2 separate regions of the Homo sapiens genome follow, and region 2 is linked to region 1. The links are chromatin loops, found by intact Hi-C in ENCODE. Cell type or tissue: dorsolateral prefrontal cortex. All regions are shown on one strand. Each heading gives the region's core, and the rest is flanking DNA. Links, peaks and the distances in the headings are about the cores only. Region 1 overlaps NXPH1 (neurexophilin 1). Region 2 holds the start of NXPH1 (neurexophilin 1).

Evidence for each region. Peaks named below come from ENCODE experiments on the same cell type or tissue, not always from the same donor. Only the 100,000 strongest peaks of a DNase experiment are listed, where the experiment ranks them.
Region 2: it touches region 1 in a loop (6-fold over the local background); 26 of 110 quality-filtered maps call a loop at or near these places.

What each region holds. Positions count from the first base shown.
Region 1 is chr7:8,719,392-8,727,730 of GRCh38, reverse strand. The region is part of intron 2 of NXPH1 (neurexophilin 1); the gene reads right to left. Among named protein-coding and RNA genes, the nearest start is that of NXPH1, 290 kb to the right of the region's middle. In dorsolateral prefrontal cortex, for the core only: CTCF peaks have their summits at 3,216 and 3,416 (motif pointing right); a DNase peak (open chromatin) is centred at 3,450.
Region 2 is chr7:8,430,896-8,439,234 of GRCh38, reverse strand. NXPH1 (neurexophilin 1) reads right to left here and starts at 5,626. Exons shown (of 3, transcript NM_152745.3): 1 at 4,480-5,626; 2 at 3,468-3,631. The coding sequence starts at 3,521. RefSeq lists enhancers at 3,419-3,966, 3,967-4,514, 4,515-5,062. In dorsolateral prefrontal cortex, for the core only: a CTCF peak has its summit at 2,135 (motif pointing left); a DNase peak (open chromatin) is centred at 2,154; H3K4me3 peaks cover 5,253 bases; H3K27ac peaks cover 2,167 bases; H3K27me3 peaks cover 7,745 bases.

The DNA of each region.
Region 1 (8,339 bases), core at 297-8,296:
CAAAACAGCATGGTACTGGTACCAAAACAGAGATATAGATCAACGGAACAGAACAGAGCCCTCAGAAATAATGCCGCATATCTACAACTATCTGATCTTTGACAAACCTGAGAAACACAAGCAATGGGGAAAGGATTCCCTATTTAATAAATGGTGCTGGGAAACCTGGCTAGCAATATGTAGAAAGCTGAAACTGGATCCCTTCCTTACACCTTATACAAAAATCAATTCAAGATGGATTAAAGACTTAAACGTTAGACCTAAAACCATAAAAACCCTAAAAGAAAACCTAGGCATTACCATTCAGGACATAGGCATGGGCAAGGACTTCATGTCTAAAACACCAAAAGCAATGGCAACAAAAGCCAAAATTGACAAATGGGATCTAATTAAACTAAAGAGCTTCTGTACAGCAAAAGAAACTACCATCAGAGTGAATAGGCAACCTACAAAATGGGAGAAAATTTTCGCAACCTACTCATCTGACAAAGGGCTAATATCCAGAATCTACAATGAACTCAAACAAATTTACAAGAAAAAAACAAACAACCCCATCAAAAAGTGGGCGAAGGACATGAACAGACACTTCTCAAAAGAAGACATTTATGCAGCCGAAAAAACACATGAAAAAATGCTCACCATCACTGGCCATCAGAGAAATGCAAATCAAAACCACTATGAGATACCATCTCACACCAGTTAGAATGACAATCATTAAAAAGTCAGGAAACAACAGGTGCTGGAGAGGATGTGGAGAAATAGGAACACTTTTACACTGTTGGTGGGACTGTAAACTAGTTCAACCATTGTGGAAGTCAGTGTGGCGATTCCTCAGGGATCTAGAACTAGAAACGCCATTTGACCCAGCCATCCCATTACTGGGTATATACCCAAAGGACTATAAATCATGCTGCTATAAAGACACATGCACACGTATGTTTATTGCGGCATTATTCACAATAGCAAAGACTTGGAACCAACCCAAATGTCCAACAACGATAGACTGGATTAAGAAAATGTGGCACATATACACCATGGAATACTATGCAGCCATAAAAAATGATGAGTTCATGTCCTTTGTAGGGACATGGATGAAATTGGAAATCATCATTCTCAGTAAACTATCACAAGAACAAAAAACCAAACACTGCATATTCTCACTCATAGGTGGGAATTGAACAATGAGAACACATGGACACAGGAAGGGGAACATCACACTCTGGGGACTGTTGTGGGGTGGGGGGAGGGGGGAGGGACGGCATTGGGAGATATACCTAATGCTAGATGACGAGTTAGTGGGTGCAGCGCACCAGCATGGCACATGTATACATATGTAACTAACCTGCACATTGTGCACACGTACCCTAAAACTTAAAGTATAATAATAATACATTTAAAAAAAACAAACAAAAAAATGAAAATTATTGCAGTAAAGTGTAAAAAAAAAAAAAGAAAAAGAAGCAAACGAGGAAGGATTGACTTACCTTCCAACCATATTTTCAGAATAGTATATGTAAGACATTTGTACCTATTAGCCACTGGTATTAATAATATACATACAGATGTTCTTATATACAACTTTATATAAAAACACACTTTGTAGCAATAATAACACAGCTTATCCAATAGAAGTCCAAATTCCTAAGGAAATAATGACTTTGATATTTTTGATACAATATGCCTAAATTAACACACTCTGATTATCCAGAGTTTCACCTGGAAGCCTTTTGTTAGAAGGAAGCGTTATATAAATTAAATAATGGAGATTAGTTGCCAAGGAATAACATTCCTGTGTCATTTAGACCTTAGATTGATTCAAAAACCCTTCTAGTGTCTTTTTCTGATCAGAGTATTGTGCATGGACAGTGCTCAGAACTTTCCAGGTGCTGAGTGGACAATGTCGGTCAACCCAGAAATAAAAAAAAATAGGTAAAGATCCTGGAAATAGAGCCTCTCCACACTCCTATAAAAGTCCTGGGAATCTCCAACTCTCTGAAGCAGAGCAAATCCAATGTTCTAGTGTGGCATTGTCTAAGAAAAAATAAAGTCTAGTAGATAGAATAGACCTCTCACCCTTTCAACAAAGGTGGATGATGCTGGAGTTTGAATTCCTTCAAGAATTTTTTACATTAAGTAAATAAATATTTTTGGTGAATCATGCCTTGGCCAGAGCAAGAAGTGGTAAAAACACATCCAACTTAGAGTACCAGGCCCTACGATGGATTTTTTTTTTTTTTTTTTGAGACAGAATCTCACTCTGTTGCCCAGGTTGGAGTGCAGTGGCTGGATCTCAGCTCACTGCAACCTCTGCCTCCCAGGTTCTAGCCATCCTCATGCCTCAGCCTACTGCGTAGCTGGGACTACAGGCGCCCACCACCATGCCCAGTTAATTTTTGTATTTTTAGTCAAGACAGGGTTTCGCCATGTTGCCCAGGTTGGTCTCGAACTCCTGGCCTCAAGTGATCTGCCTGCCTTGGCATCTCAAAGTGCTGAGATTACAGGCGTGAGTCACAGCGCCTGTCCTACAATGGGTTCTTCGGCATAGCTCAGGGAAGATACAACTCATGCACTGAGAATATCAAACACCACTATTTCTATAAGAAAACTATTCCCTTGAGAATTCTTTTAAAAAGCTCTTCCCTAAGAAGGTAACATCCATTCCTTGACCTTCTGTTTCTCCCTTGCAAGATTCCTAGCACTGGGTTACTATACTCTGCCCTCTGCAGATCTCTTAACCAGTTACTGCCAGATTTGGAATCAGATGCTGCTGCTGTCCACAAGCCTGGGCTAGATTTTGCTTTGGTCTTGCATCACCATTTTCCTCAATTCCCAGGTTCTTAAAGCATGGTGTGTGAAATCTCATACTGAAGAGACATGTGCTAATGAAAAAAGATGTTTAGCCAGAGAGATCTCATAAATAAGCAAAAAGATGGCCTCTGGATTTAGATTCTGTTAAGAAAAGTTAATCAGACACAAAACTGAGTGGTGCTCCTGGAGTTAAAAGAAAAAATATCCTTGGTAACAAAAAGAGCCAAGTCTTAAGTAAACAGTTCCATTAAATCAAAGAAGGGTATTCATACAAACATCATAAGATGAAATAGGTCATAGAGAGAATGAGGCAGACATAACCTCAAAATGACTAGAGATGCTGTAAGATAAGTCACAATAGAGAGGTTGGATGAAAATTTGTATATATTTTCAGAAATTCCCTCAACCCTCTTTTAATGTAGCTTAAAATGGCTTACTCATTATTAGCAGTTTGTTTTACCTTGAGCACTGTGGATAGAAGGCATCATAGGCAAACTGAGAGAACAGGTCGTTGGGGAAGACTTTCCTCTCCTAGTATGTCCCTAAACTCACTGACTTCAAATACTGAGAGGTATTTTAATTACCCTTTTCAAAGAGCCGGGTAACATTCCAGCTGCCGCTAGAGGGCACAGCTAGGACATATGACAGCTGCCTCTATTCATGGTGCTGAAAGACAGGATTGTGTCACTAAGGGTCCCAGGTCTCTTTGAAAAAAGATGGACAGGAACTTTTGTGGTAACTGCTGGCTGAGGCACTCTGTGGGAACCACCTATTCTGTGAGCTTTAGTGACCTGGAAGGAGCAGCTGTTGTTGAAGGAACTACTACTAAAAGCCGTCATCCACTAAAGAAGTTATTGTGGGCCCTATTCCTGAGAGAAAGGATGTTCAAAGCTCAGATACACTTACCTATTTATTTATTTGATTATTTATTAACTTATCTACTTGCTTACTTATTGGAAAGTAGTCTAAGTCAATGCAACATGTGTCTATGTCTCTAGCTTCATGTTGGCTACTTTTCCCTTTAGTCTCAGGATTTTTGCACATCAGACTTTTTCATGTGCTCTCTTTATTCCAACTTTAGAACCTGTGTATAAGCTGCTTCCCCTTCCTGGAATCCTATCTACACATTCCCATTAGCTAAGCTAACTCCGCATTATCTAGCTCCCCATAAACTTCATTTCTACAGCAATCATTGATCCACTCATAGCACCCTATACAAATCCTTCCTAAATATTATATATCTGGCAGATATAAAGGTGTTTGTATTGTAATCCTTTGTGGAGGTTTTGTGTAATTCTGTAATCATGCACAGTGGCACAAGAAGAAAAGGTGGCATTCTTCTTGGAAAATACAAGTGACTGCTACAGGCCATTATAACCAAAAATGTTATACCAAAAATCCCCAAATAAATGTATTTTTACTTAAGACAAAACTGAATAAGAGCAAAATACCTAGATGAGCATAAAACTATATTTTGGGGGGCTTGACAAACATTAGCAAAACTTAATAAAATAGTGAGTATGGTCTCTTAGTGGCAAGAAAGTTAGCATCATATTCTACATTTTCTTCCTTGAATTTCTAGAAATTTGATCCTAATGTGGTAATGAAAAGAATACTGATAGAATTGAAGCAGAGAACAGAGCCTGCCAAACTTTCTGGGAGCATTTTCTTTGCACTACTCAAGTGGACATTTGTATTGACAAATAATAATTGCTTTGAAACAGGCAGTTAGACACGTGTTAGGCTATTTGTTTGCATAAATGCCTATTTGCTTGGGAAATGCAGTGGGGTTTTTAAAATGCGAAGCAAACACAATTTTATGGGTATGTTTGCAACGGTTTAAAATAGAGCTGTAAAAGTGTTCATTAACAGCACAAATTAAAACGATATTAAAATGTGAGTATTGAAGGCATTTTTGGCTTGACTCTACAGTTGATAAAGTGTAAATAAACACAGTTTGACTGTGACATTTTTGCTCTGTGGTTGTGTCATGAAAATCCATGACTGTTGAGAGTTACAATCACTAAACATCTGAGGCTGGAAGGGGCCATTGAACATATTTTATAACTTAGAAAGCTGAGCCTCATAGAGCTAAAGTGACTCACAAAAGGCTATCAAGATGGTTAGGAGCAGAGCCAAAATTGTGATGAAGGTTCGTTACCATCCAGCCCACTCCTCTTGCATTCCAAGGTTTTCCTTTATTGAGAGCTGGTATTTAACGTCTTCTTCAGAGCTTTTAAAGCTTCAAAGCTCTGGAAATCACCAAATCACTTCAAAACAAGGAACTTGCTTAACTTTGCTGGCAAGTTTTAATTTTGTGAAAGGAAGAGATACTAGAAAATTGGCACCATTTGCAAACCCCTAAAAAAGAGGCATTAACCTAGTCTATTGCAATTACACCTCGGGGTCTCTTGGGTTGACTTTGGACACAAACTTGTGCACAGATCTTCCCAGGCTTTTATCTGAACAGTGAGGACTGTGAGGAAGGAGAGAATTGAAATGAGAGAACCATTGTAACAGAATTTCAGTCAAGCAAATGATAACACAGAGGCAATTATTCTTCAGGCTCTGAAGGGAAAATGTTTTATATGTGTTTCCCAAAATCTCATTCATTCCTATTTTCAGAAGTCTTGCTTTTAAAAGGGGAAAGTAAAAGTAAAATGTCAGATTTTCTATTCTATCCCAGGCAAAAATAAATAAATCCATCAGCAAGCTTTTGTTAAATAACTATAATATTAAAATTTTTAAAAAATTATTCCATGGAAGTCTTTTTTTTTCGCATACTTCAAATCCATCTCTAAGTCAACTCATTCCATATAACCCACATCATTGGTACTTTTCACCCTCTAATGAATAAAGGTCCTGGTATTTTGGAGGTTCTCTCCTGCTACAAGCCTTGAAAGTCAGTAACTCTCAACAGGAAGTACTAAAGTAAACCCAAGGTAACTTGATCTGTAATATTTACGAAGGATCATGGAATTTGCCATGGGGGTGGTGAAATTAAATAGCATATTCTAAGTGTATCATTAATTTCCTTTTAATTAAAATGTTTATTTCATAGTCTCACATAATGTTAAAGGAAGGTATGAGATTTATGGTTTTTTCGAACTGGATGATCGTTTAAACAATCAAGAAATGCCTTTTTTGAGACAGAGTCTCGCTATGTTGCCCAGGCTGGAGTGCGTGGCACAATCTCAGCTCACTGCAAGCTCCGCCTCCTGGGCTCACAGCCATCTCCTGCCTCAGCCTCCCGAGTAGCTGGGACTACAGGTGCCCGCCACCACGCCCAGCTAATTTTTTGTATTTTTTTAAGTGGAGACAGGGTTTCACCGTGTTAGCCAGGATGGTCTCGATCTCCTGACCTCGTGATCCACCCACCTCGGCCTCCCAAAGTGCTGGGATTACAGGCGTGAGCCACAAGAAATGCATTTTTAAGTGAAACTGTCTTTCTTTAAGTAATCTTGGTTCTTAAATAGACTGCAAAGACTATCCATCTTAATTTAAATCTGCACAAAAACGTATTTAGATTTTTATTTTTTTATTTTGGTATAATTTCCAATTTACAAAAAGTTACAAGAAACTTCCATATGCCATTTACCGAGATTCACCAATTAGTTTCATTTGATCACATTAACTTTATTGCTGTCTTACTCTCTCTCATATTTATGCATATATGTATGTATGTGTGTATAAATTTTCTGAGCCATTTTGAGAGTAACTTTGAGACACCATGCCCATTTACCCTTAAGCAGGTCCTGGAGTAGACCCTAAGAAAATTATATTATCTTATGTAACCACAGTAGAACTATCAAAATCAGGAAATTTAACCTTGATATATTACCATAATTTAACCTATTGCCATTATTCTAATGGCATCTGTTACCCCATTATGCCTACCAATTTTTCTAGTCCAGAATCTATATCCAATACATGCAATTGCATTGCATTCAGTTGTCATGACTCTACAGCTTATTTCCCTTCTATTTCTGGTTCTTTACATTTTTGAACAGCATAGGCTATTAATCGGTAAAATGTCCCTCAGTTTGGGTTGTACTGATGTGCACTGCAAATCATTTTATAGGAAAGTTCTAGAACTTTAGATTGACAAATTGATATTAGAGAAACGGAATTCCTTGGTTTGAGCATATAGGAAGCAATGTTTTTAGTAGTTGCAGAGAGTAAAATATTATTGTACTATGCAAAATCATCGCCTAGTAAGTCATTTAGCCTGTTTAATATAATTTTACAGGTAATTAATTTGCATTATATTCAATTGTTTTACTGATAATAAGCTCATTAAATCTTGTCATTTTGTGGTCTGTTTCATTTCACATTTTGTTTAAGCGAAGCTAATGTTTTTTAAAATCCATTTGCTGGATTTACTAAACTTATCTTTCAGTCTGAGGCTGACATTATTTTATTTTAATCATAAAGATTTTTAAACAAATATTTGCATAGTGTTTATCATTTCCATCATATGTTAATACATTATGTGAGTGGGTTGATCCCCACAGATCTGCCTGTGATGTAGATACCAGTAACCTAATGATAGAGTAGAGAAATGCAAGACCCACTGCCCCAAGAGATGGCCTTAGAATCACACATACAAGAAACAGCATTCGAATTCTTATCCTGCTGTTCTGACCCAAAACCACAAGATTACTATTACTGGTATTACCAAATGAAAGGTGGTTGTACTACCTATTGCTATTTAAGAGTGTACATTTTGGTGATTCAGTTCATTGAACAGATATGAACCAAGAATGGACACTTAACCAAGTAGAGGCATTCCCCAATCCTTGAACTTCAAGTTAAAGTGTAACCTCAATCATCATTCTCCAAAAGGAGCTGACAAGCAGATCATACTGTTCATAATACACCAGGTGCTTATACAGACACTCAAGGATATTCAGCAAGGACTTCATAGCCAAATGACAATTGATTATGAAGCCATAATCTCTTGAATCTAAATTTTCTTATTCTAATTTAGAGATAGAATCCCCCTGTCCCAGTGTTATTTTGAGAATTAGAATGTACATAAGCTGTTCTTCTCAGTGGTTAATAATATTGTATTTTTTATTTTATTTTTACTCATTAATAATCAATACAATTATATTGATCTATGTCGTTAGTTTTGTATAAAAGTATTTCATTTCCATAATTTAAATTCACGTCGGAAAACATTGCACATTTTAAGTAGTATGGCATAGTGGTAAGAGCCTAGATTCTGGAGCCAGGCTGCAGGCTGACAGCTCTTAAGGCAGATGCCTTTTTTATGGGAACTGCCTAAATGGTGACTTTCCAAGTCATTTAGGCAACCAGAACACTGTTATCTTTTTCAAATGGTTATCCACCAAATATAATATAATTTTCATTAATAATCCTACTTTTAGAATGTGAAATTATGACTTTGCACATAAATTTTTGGTTGTTTTCTTAATGACATATGGAGGAAAAATACCACCCAATGTCCCCACTAGGGTTGTACTATCCAAGCCATAATATTTTTGATCTATGCTTTATGGAGCATC
Region 2 (8,339 bases), core at 284-8,283, 290 kb after region 1:
TTCAATAAAGTTAAAATGCTATCATCCTGCCATCCCATTGTATCATACTGAAAATATCCTGGAATTGGTCCAGGAATAATAAGAGAATAAAGATTGCAAAACTTTTTTATTATTTTTAATAAGCGTTGTTAACCATAGACTTCTCTCCTATTGAATTCAGGCTTTTAAATCTGCAATACATAACATTCAATAGTCTGAAATTTTATTTACCTTTATTTTTAAAAGTTAGTTTCCCACCCCCATGCATTTATGGCTGGAGCTTGTCCTGTGGTGGATTTTGAGTATTCCAGCTAACATGCTTCAGAAGGTAACTCTGTGGGCACATATCTAATTAGTTTCCCATTAAAGTACTAAAATAAGCTTCTATTTTGAACTAGGACAGACTTGTCTCTCAAAAAACACAAAAATCCTCAACCTAAAGCATTCAAAGAATCCCGGGCCCAGAAACATACTTTGCAAACATTCACCCAAATACAGGTAGGAAACTGTGGCTTGGTGTGGGGCATTGACCTACTGCAGAGTTTTCATAAGAAGTTATTCTCAAATTTGGGGGTATTTAAGGTATTCACTTTAAACAGAAGCCTAAATATTTCTTTAGGAGATAACTAGACAAGTCTTGTTTCATGGACTTAATGTGGTGATTACTCCCTGGGAAACATAACTAGGATACCATGGGCTTAAAGGTCAAGGTGCACTGAGATATCAGCTAAGAGGTAAGGCATAAACAGAGTGATGCAGGCACTTAACTAGTGGTGTGAGCTCACAAAGACAAAAATTATCCATCAAATTCTTCCCTGGCTTATGTCAGTTCAAGAGAAAATTAAAATAATGGTTTTGCCACTCTTGCCTTCTTTGAATGTAACTTAAAGCAGCTCCTGACAATCTGTATGCATCCAGTGCAGGTTCTTACAAAGGGATAAGATCTTCCAATGTGCAGCTACAAACAAATGATCAATCCAGTTAACTGTATCTGGTATTTAATGAAATAGATGAAGAAAGAAGCCTTGATCACTTCTTGATCGGTTCATTGCCCTAGAGTTTTAATCAAGGCTCTCTACTTCTTTATTTGCCTAAAACCATCCCGAAATGACTGCCCAATTCACCCTTTTAAATTCATTTCCATGGTAGAAGTCAGCTTTTTGCTCCTTCAGGAAAACAGCTCGGAATTCTGCTGGCAAATATCCATGGGATTACAATCCCTGGAAATACTGCCTTGGGTCACAGCCATCAGCTGTAGTTTTTGTGGTGCATGTGGTTTCTAGTCCCCGACACACAAAAGTACTTTAGATTGGAGAAAAAAGAACGGACTTCTAAATAGCCTTCTCTATTTTATTGTTCACATTTCGTATTGTTTTGAGTGAAATTGGAAAAATTGTCTCCTTTCTCTGTATTGCCAAAAGGCATTCAGGTAATGAAGTCTGTAACTAAACGGTAATTGAATCAGCATAATTTGCACACTGAATGGTTTTCAAATGCTCCCAGTTTACAATTAAAGGAGAATTAATGCGCTTGTTGTTGAGAACGCAGCGCATTAGAATAAATCCAGCACTGTTGTTGTAATGAGTGGAAAACGGTTTAACTGCCAACAAACACATTTAAAATTTAACACAAAGTATTGATTTCACTTCTGCTTTTGATAGATTATTTTCCAGACTATCGAAATACTTGCTCCAAGCAATAAACTGCACCATAGCCACAAGCCCTTGCCGTGTGTGTGAGCACAGCCCAAGGACGTAAGAACAGTCCTCAAGTTCAGGTCAGGCGTAAAGGTATGCAGAGGAAAAGGGCAAGCGGGTTACGATGGTCAAGGGAATCCTTAAAATTACCTCCCCCCCGCCCCCGTCGCTTTCACTTTGCATTCCCTCCCCCCATCTCTCAATAAAAAAATTCTATATTTCTTCTGGCCAAACTTTCTGCCCTCCATCCATGGTCTCTCAATGTCAGTGGGCTTACTGAACACAGGTGGGGGTGAAAATGATTGAAGATGGGAAATGGGAAGGACACTTTTTGCATTCCGCCTGCGTTCCAGCGGGTAAAGGCACAGACTTCGGTGACAGAGTCAGAAAGGCTGTTCTTTTGGATTGGCTGCCCTGGCTTTCACCTGTTTACCCCAAGGTGTCCTGTGGGCGAGGACGCTGATGCGCAGCGCCCTCTGGCGTCCGCGGCTGCTACGGTCAGGCGATAAAGGGGCAAAGACAGGCAACATTGAGGGTTCTTGGATTGAAGCTGAAATCGGTTAAATACACATTCACACACACATATATATACGTGTCACTCACATACACAGAATTCACACAACTCGCAGCTTTGCAGCCACATGCACCAGGGCAACGGCCGAGAAACGCTGTCAATTGTAGGGATGGCAATTCTTTCAGGCTTATGGGTTCTATCTAAGGCTCTTGGGATTGAGGAGCGCCAGTATCACCTCCAATCAGAGGTGTAGCCCATCAGAGAGTTCGGGCTGCTTTAGCGCACCTCACCCCTAGACAGAACATAGCGAGCCCTCGGTGCACTCCCGCAGCCCAGGATGGGCTATGGGGGTCGGGACACTGAACACAACTTCACCAGCAGGGCACAAGTGTCCCTTACCCCCATTCCCCCATTCCCACCCCAGAAGCCAGACCTGAAATATCTCATTCTCCTTGTCTCAACATGGCACAAACAGCTACCAATTCACCACAACAAAGCTCTTCAACCAGGAGCCGAGTTCCAGCAGTGTACAAAGTCCAGCCCCCCGGAAAACTCTGCTACTGAAGGACAAGGACCGCGGCTTTGTTTAGAATTCTCTCCCTGGCGACAAGGCCTACCATTCCCTAATAATGGACTAGTCACTGGAGATGGGATTTAGTTATTTGATGAAAAGGGGAGGTCGAGACGAGAGGAAGGTGGACATGTTTGCTGGAGTATCTCTGTCCTAACTCCGATTGCTTGCAGTACCCCTGATAGTTAAACTTATCCTGTCGGAACCCTTACAAGTCAAAGAAAGTTAACTGCGCTTCTTTATGTGTCTCATCTCCAAATCGGGGAAGTGGGTGGGTAGATTCACTTTTAAACTCACAGACCTGGGCAGATTTGTTCTTTCCACCACCCAACTACACCCCCACTTCCCTTCGTTTAAACTCTGTGCATGAGCTACTGAGAGTTCCTGCCTTCCACTTCTTCTCGTTGGCCCTCTATCACATAAAGCACCCCATCTCACTACCTCCTTGGGTTTAGGGTGTCTGGGGCGCCCTAGCCCCTTTCAAGAATCACGCGCAGGAGACTGGGGGATTGGAGCAGAAAATGGGGTGGGAACCCCGGAAAATCCGCAGGAATCCAGAGACCAGCTTGCCAAAGTTGCTCCAACACAGCTGCTAGGAAGCTGCTCTCACTGAACTGGCGGCGTAACCCTTCTCCCGCGTGTCCCCAGTTTCCTTGCCTCCCGGCCGGGGTAAAAATGCGAAAGCCCCGAACCTTCCAAGACTTACCAAGTAGACGGTGGGCTGCAGGAGGAAAAGCACGTACCAGCACGCAGCCTGCATTCTCCCGCGTCTCAAACTTCCTTGGCGGTGCCTTCTTTGAGTCTTTGTTCCTTCAGAAACATAGATCCACCTGACATCCACTTTACAGAGCAAGGAGCGCTCTCAGCAGCCTAGATGCAAATAAAATTAGACATCCCATGACTACGCGGGCAAGGTTAGGCTTGACAATCAAGCGGGGAAAGGGGGTCGTAGCGGGGAGTGGGGGACCAAAAAAAAAAGGGAGGGAGGGTACGAAAAATTGAAAAGCGAGTAAATCCAGCGCCTGAGACCAGCAAGCGCGCGGTCCGCAGCTGGGGAGGCGGGCGGGCGGACGAGAGGGAGGGTGAGGGGCTCCTTGCCCCCTGCGCTCCTCGGGTGCGAGTTCCCAGGCGGCGGAGCACACTGAGCCGCGTGCAGGCTGGTTCGGAGCCCAGGCTTCTCCGGCAGCGAGACCTGCCCTTGTGTTGGGTGGCCCGGCGGCTCGGACTAAAGGCGGCGGCTGGTTCTTCGCCAGCCCTGGCAGTGCTCACACACGTACACACCAGCAGAGAGAGATAGAGGGGAAAGATAAAGGGAGAGAGAGAGATTGAGCGAGGGGGGCGCGGTGAGAGGAAGAGGTAGGTAGAACTGACCGCGATTAGGTGCTAGGTACCTCAACACGTTCGGTGAAGTGGGGGTGGGGAAAGAGAATGCAATTTGCATACAGGAAAGCAGGGATCAGTTTACCCATTCGAACCCCTGGCGCACACAGAGATACCCACGAATGCTCACAGTCACATCTCTAGCACTACTTTTTTCGAGCCAAAGGGTACAGCCGGTCGCTAACTTCTAGAGAAGAAGCCTCCTCCGAGCTGTGAGGGTCACCTGCCAGGCTTGTTCTCTTTCCTAACCAGCGCCCCTCCCTGCCGTCCCTTCCTCGTGCCCACCACCCCGCTCCCAGGTGTACCCTCCGGGAACAGCGGAGGCAAAGGGTACGTACCGCACAGGACTTGGGGCGAATCCTGCGAGAAGGGACCGCTCTGGGCAGGCTCCATGGAGAAGCTACTCGGGCCTGGCGTCTCCAGCGCCCCGGACGTGCCCTCCCAGGCGCTCCGTCTCCATGCTCGAGCGCAGACGGGTCCGGCTGCCTCGTCCAGCTTTGGCGGAGTCGCCGTCCCAGTGCCCGGGTCGCGCTCAGGATTGGTTCGCGGGAGCCAAGGCTTGGCACAGTTGGATTCACGGTGCAGGAAACTTAAGAGGCAAGAGAGGGAGGGAGCAGTAGAGGAGGAAAGAGAGGAAGACAGAAAGGGAGGGAGAGCAAGAGGGAGGGAGAGAGGGGAATGCGCCGGGCTGCTGCACCGGACGGACTGGGACTGCCAGCGCTGGCACCCGGACGAACAGTCCAGGACTCTCGGCTTCCCACAGCTGCCTGAGGATGGTGGAAATGACTTAAGGGGAGGAGACTGAGCAAGTCCTCTGGACTTGAAGTGGAGAGATAAGACACTGGCCTTTCGGAAGAAAAGAGAACCACACGGCAGACGAGAGCAGTCCGAGTTTCTGAGGGAGGGGTGGGGTGGCGAGAATCTGGAGCCTGCGGCACACGGAGCAGCTGTACCTCTACCCGCGACGCTGGGAAGCCCAGGAGCCGGTCCCCAGTGGAGTCCCGGGCGCTGTCCCTGGTGCTGCCCGGCCACCCGGGGACGCTCTGGAGCGCTTTGGGTTTCCGGCGGCCGCGGTGGTCGTGGTTTCTCCGCAGAGCCGCGGCTTGGCACGCCTACCTTCCTGACACGGACAATTACTTTGGCACGTGGGTGAATGATTCCTCAAAGACTAATTAGTACCCTGTGTAAACAGATCCGGCTCTCAGGCTCTCGCGGGCTGGGCCCACAGGGACAAGTGGCTCCCGCGGTGTCTTCGGTGGCCGCAGCGCCCCCTTCCCGGGGGGCGTAGGGAAGATCGCAAAGCCCAGGGGAGTGGCGGGAAGAGCAGCCGGGAGTCGCGTAGGGCGGGGAAGGGCGCGGGAGGGTGCAGGGCGCCCCTGCCGGCCTCGAGCGCCGACGCCGGGCGCCTCCGACCTGTGGCTGCCGGGCCGGAGGCGGGGGAGCCGCAGACTGCCAGCCATTCAGCTCGAGACAGCCGAGAGGACTGGGCGACCTTGGCCTCTGGACTCCTCGCCGCCGGCTGGGCTGAGCGTGAAGGGGGAGGAGGAGGACGGGGGATGCTTCGAGCCGTCACCACCTCCCTCGCTACTGACACCTCCCACTCAACCAGCGTCTCCCAGACTCGGCCTCTGTGCTCCGACTCTGGCTGTCTCTGTCTTTCTCAGTCTCTCCCTTACTGTCCCTATTTCTCAGTATCTTTCTCACTCCCTCTCTCTCTCTGTCTCCTTCTTCTGTCATTCTTGTGGTCTGCGTCTCTGTCCCTCAGCATCTTTCTGCCTTTTTCTGCCTTTCTGTGTGTCTCACTCAGGATTTCTGACTCTAGGTCTCTGTATCTCTGTGCCTCTACCGTGTCCCTGCCATTCCCCCTCAAACCCTGTTTTGTTTTTTGTTTTTTTTCCTCCACCCTTCCAGTGCACCACCACCAGAGCAGTTTCACCAGTCTCGGGAGACAGCCAGGACCAGCTTCTTCTGGTGCTGGTGGGGTTGCCAGTGCTCCTTGAGCTTGCCCAAATTCAGGGCACAAATCGGAACCCGGAAGAGGGTATCTCTTCCCCAACCTTGCCCATTGCATCTCCAAGCCTGCCCTTCACCAGAGCCTCTCCTGGGGTGATGCACATATCCATATCAATCTGTAGGAATTGTATGGAAATTTATCTCAGGAACCTGAGTTAGTGACATCAAAATCGAATTGTGATATTTAATGAGTCTGGAATGTCCTTTCCTCAAGTGTGGCTGTGGACACTCTGGCAGGTCTGGGCCTAGATACAATGTACACTCTAGACAATAGGTCCCAGGCTGAATTCCCCTGGATGATGGAGACCACCCCTCAAACAAGGCAGTGACAATCAGCAGAGCCACCCAGTCCTGCAGCAGAGGCAAGAGGAGCCCCACTGAGACCTTCCCCTGGAATCAGATCTCCAAAGACCTCCAAATTAGATCCCCACTGTAGAACATACCTACCAGCACTTTGAGGTCTACACTCTCCCTTCCAGCTAAAAATAACTCTTTAAAGAGCAAGCTCTTCTAATCTTAAAAGTTGTACTCTGCTGCTGTGACCTCCTGGAATTCATTGGGGCATATGCAGAATAAAGCAGTGAAGCACACCTTCTAACTGTGTCTCTGAAAATCCACTTCAGAAAAAACGCACATGTACATATAGCATAATTACAATGTTTTCTTGACTATTTTCACTTACCAGCTATTTCATTTTCTTAAAAACTTTAAACTTTAAAGAAGAAAAATTAAAGTATTGGGGCACCCGTATCTGAGGCCAAATGGTCAAAGCAGGGGCAAAAAAAGCTTTGTCTAATTCCATCCTCTAGGATTCATAAGGCTATCCTAAAATTGATTCCTATTTGTACAGGAGCTCCCAGGCCTCCCAGACTGGAGTGTAGAGCTGGAGCAAATGTTGCCTGCCTCTATCTGGATTCCCAGCTACAATGCTGTCAGAGCTGAACTTCTGTCTGACCTTTGGGAAAATGAGAAAGAATCCGGCTAGCTTTGGAATATACCAAGTTCTTTTCTAAACCTTACTTTAAAAACATTCTGCTTCTAGTGCCATTTAGCCTTAAAAAAATACTGCTTGTGAAATAGAAAGATGATCAGAGACCTTAAAATGTCTGTCTGAATGGGACTGATTATTTAAGAAAAGCACCACAGGCACCTAGTAATGGGAACAGGTTTGACACTTTGTTCTATGACACAGGATGCCAAAGAGCTTTTTCTGTTAATGACCTGAGATCTTCTGCCCAGACATTCAACCTTCGCTGGATCCTATGAGATACTTGGCCTGTGATATAAAACAGTGGCGGATTGTCATTTTTCATATTTCACAGGGGTCTTCATCTCCTATAATACTCAACCAGAAAAGGATACCGAGCCACCAAGTAACACAGAAAAATGTATCGTTTCTGCTAAACCACTCCAGTTTTAATAATATAATATTGGGGGAGAAGTGGACAAGAATGGTTCATTCACCCTCCTTTTTTCCTATCATTTGCTTTATAAAGAACAATGGAGCAATAAAAGCATGATTTTCTTACATTCTTCTGTTTCAAGTAGTATCCTACTCTAAAATGCACTCTTAGAATACATGAACAGTCAGCTTCATTGAGTGAGAACAAAAGTGTGATTACCTTAAGAAGTATAGTGTTTGTACCAATTTTTACTGACTTTACTCATGCTGAAAATTCTTTCAGAAATACTGTTTCCAAACTTTGTGTGCAATGCAACTTAATACAGATATAAACTTAGTATGAATGATAACCACTGTAAAACACAACCCTCTGCATCTGCTTTTCCCCATGTCTACCTGGTCCAACCTGAAATGAACAGTACGAGAAATAATATAGATCTTTGTCTCTAAGAAATATATTTTTAAAGGGTTAAAATGGGCTGCATCAAAAGAAAATAGTGAAATTAACTTTCCTGAAAGTTAAAACCAGAAGAAATTAAACTAGAATCTTCTGACATATACTGATAGTTCTGTTAAATGTAATTATCTATTTTGGTTTGGTTCATTTGTATGATTCTCTTTTTTGGCAGGGGAGAGGGAAGGGAGAGGTTTGAATTATCTTGGGGCTGGAGAGAAGAGAGACATAAAGAGAGAGGCTGAGTTCTACAAAATTTTGTCCTAAAATGAACCTGTCTTAAACACCTTAATATCATCATATTCTACCCAAAATCCAAGTAAAAACAG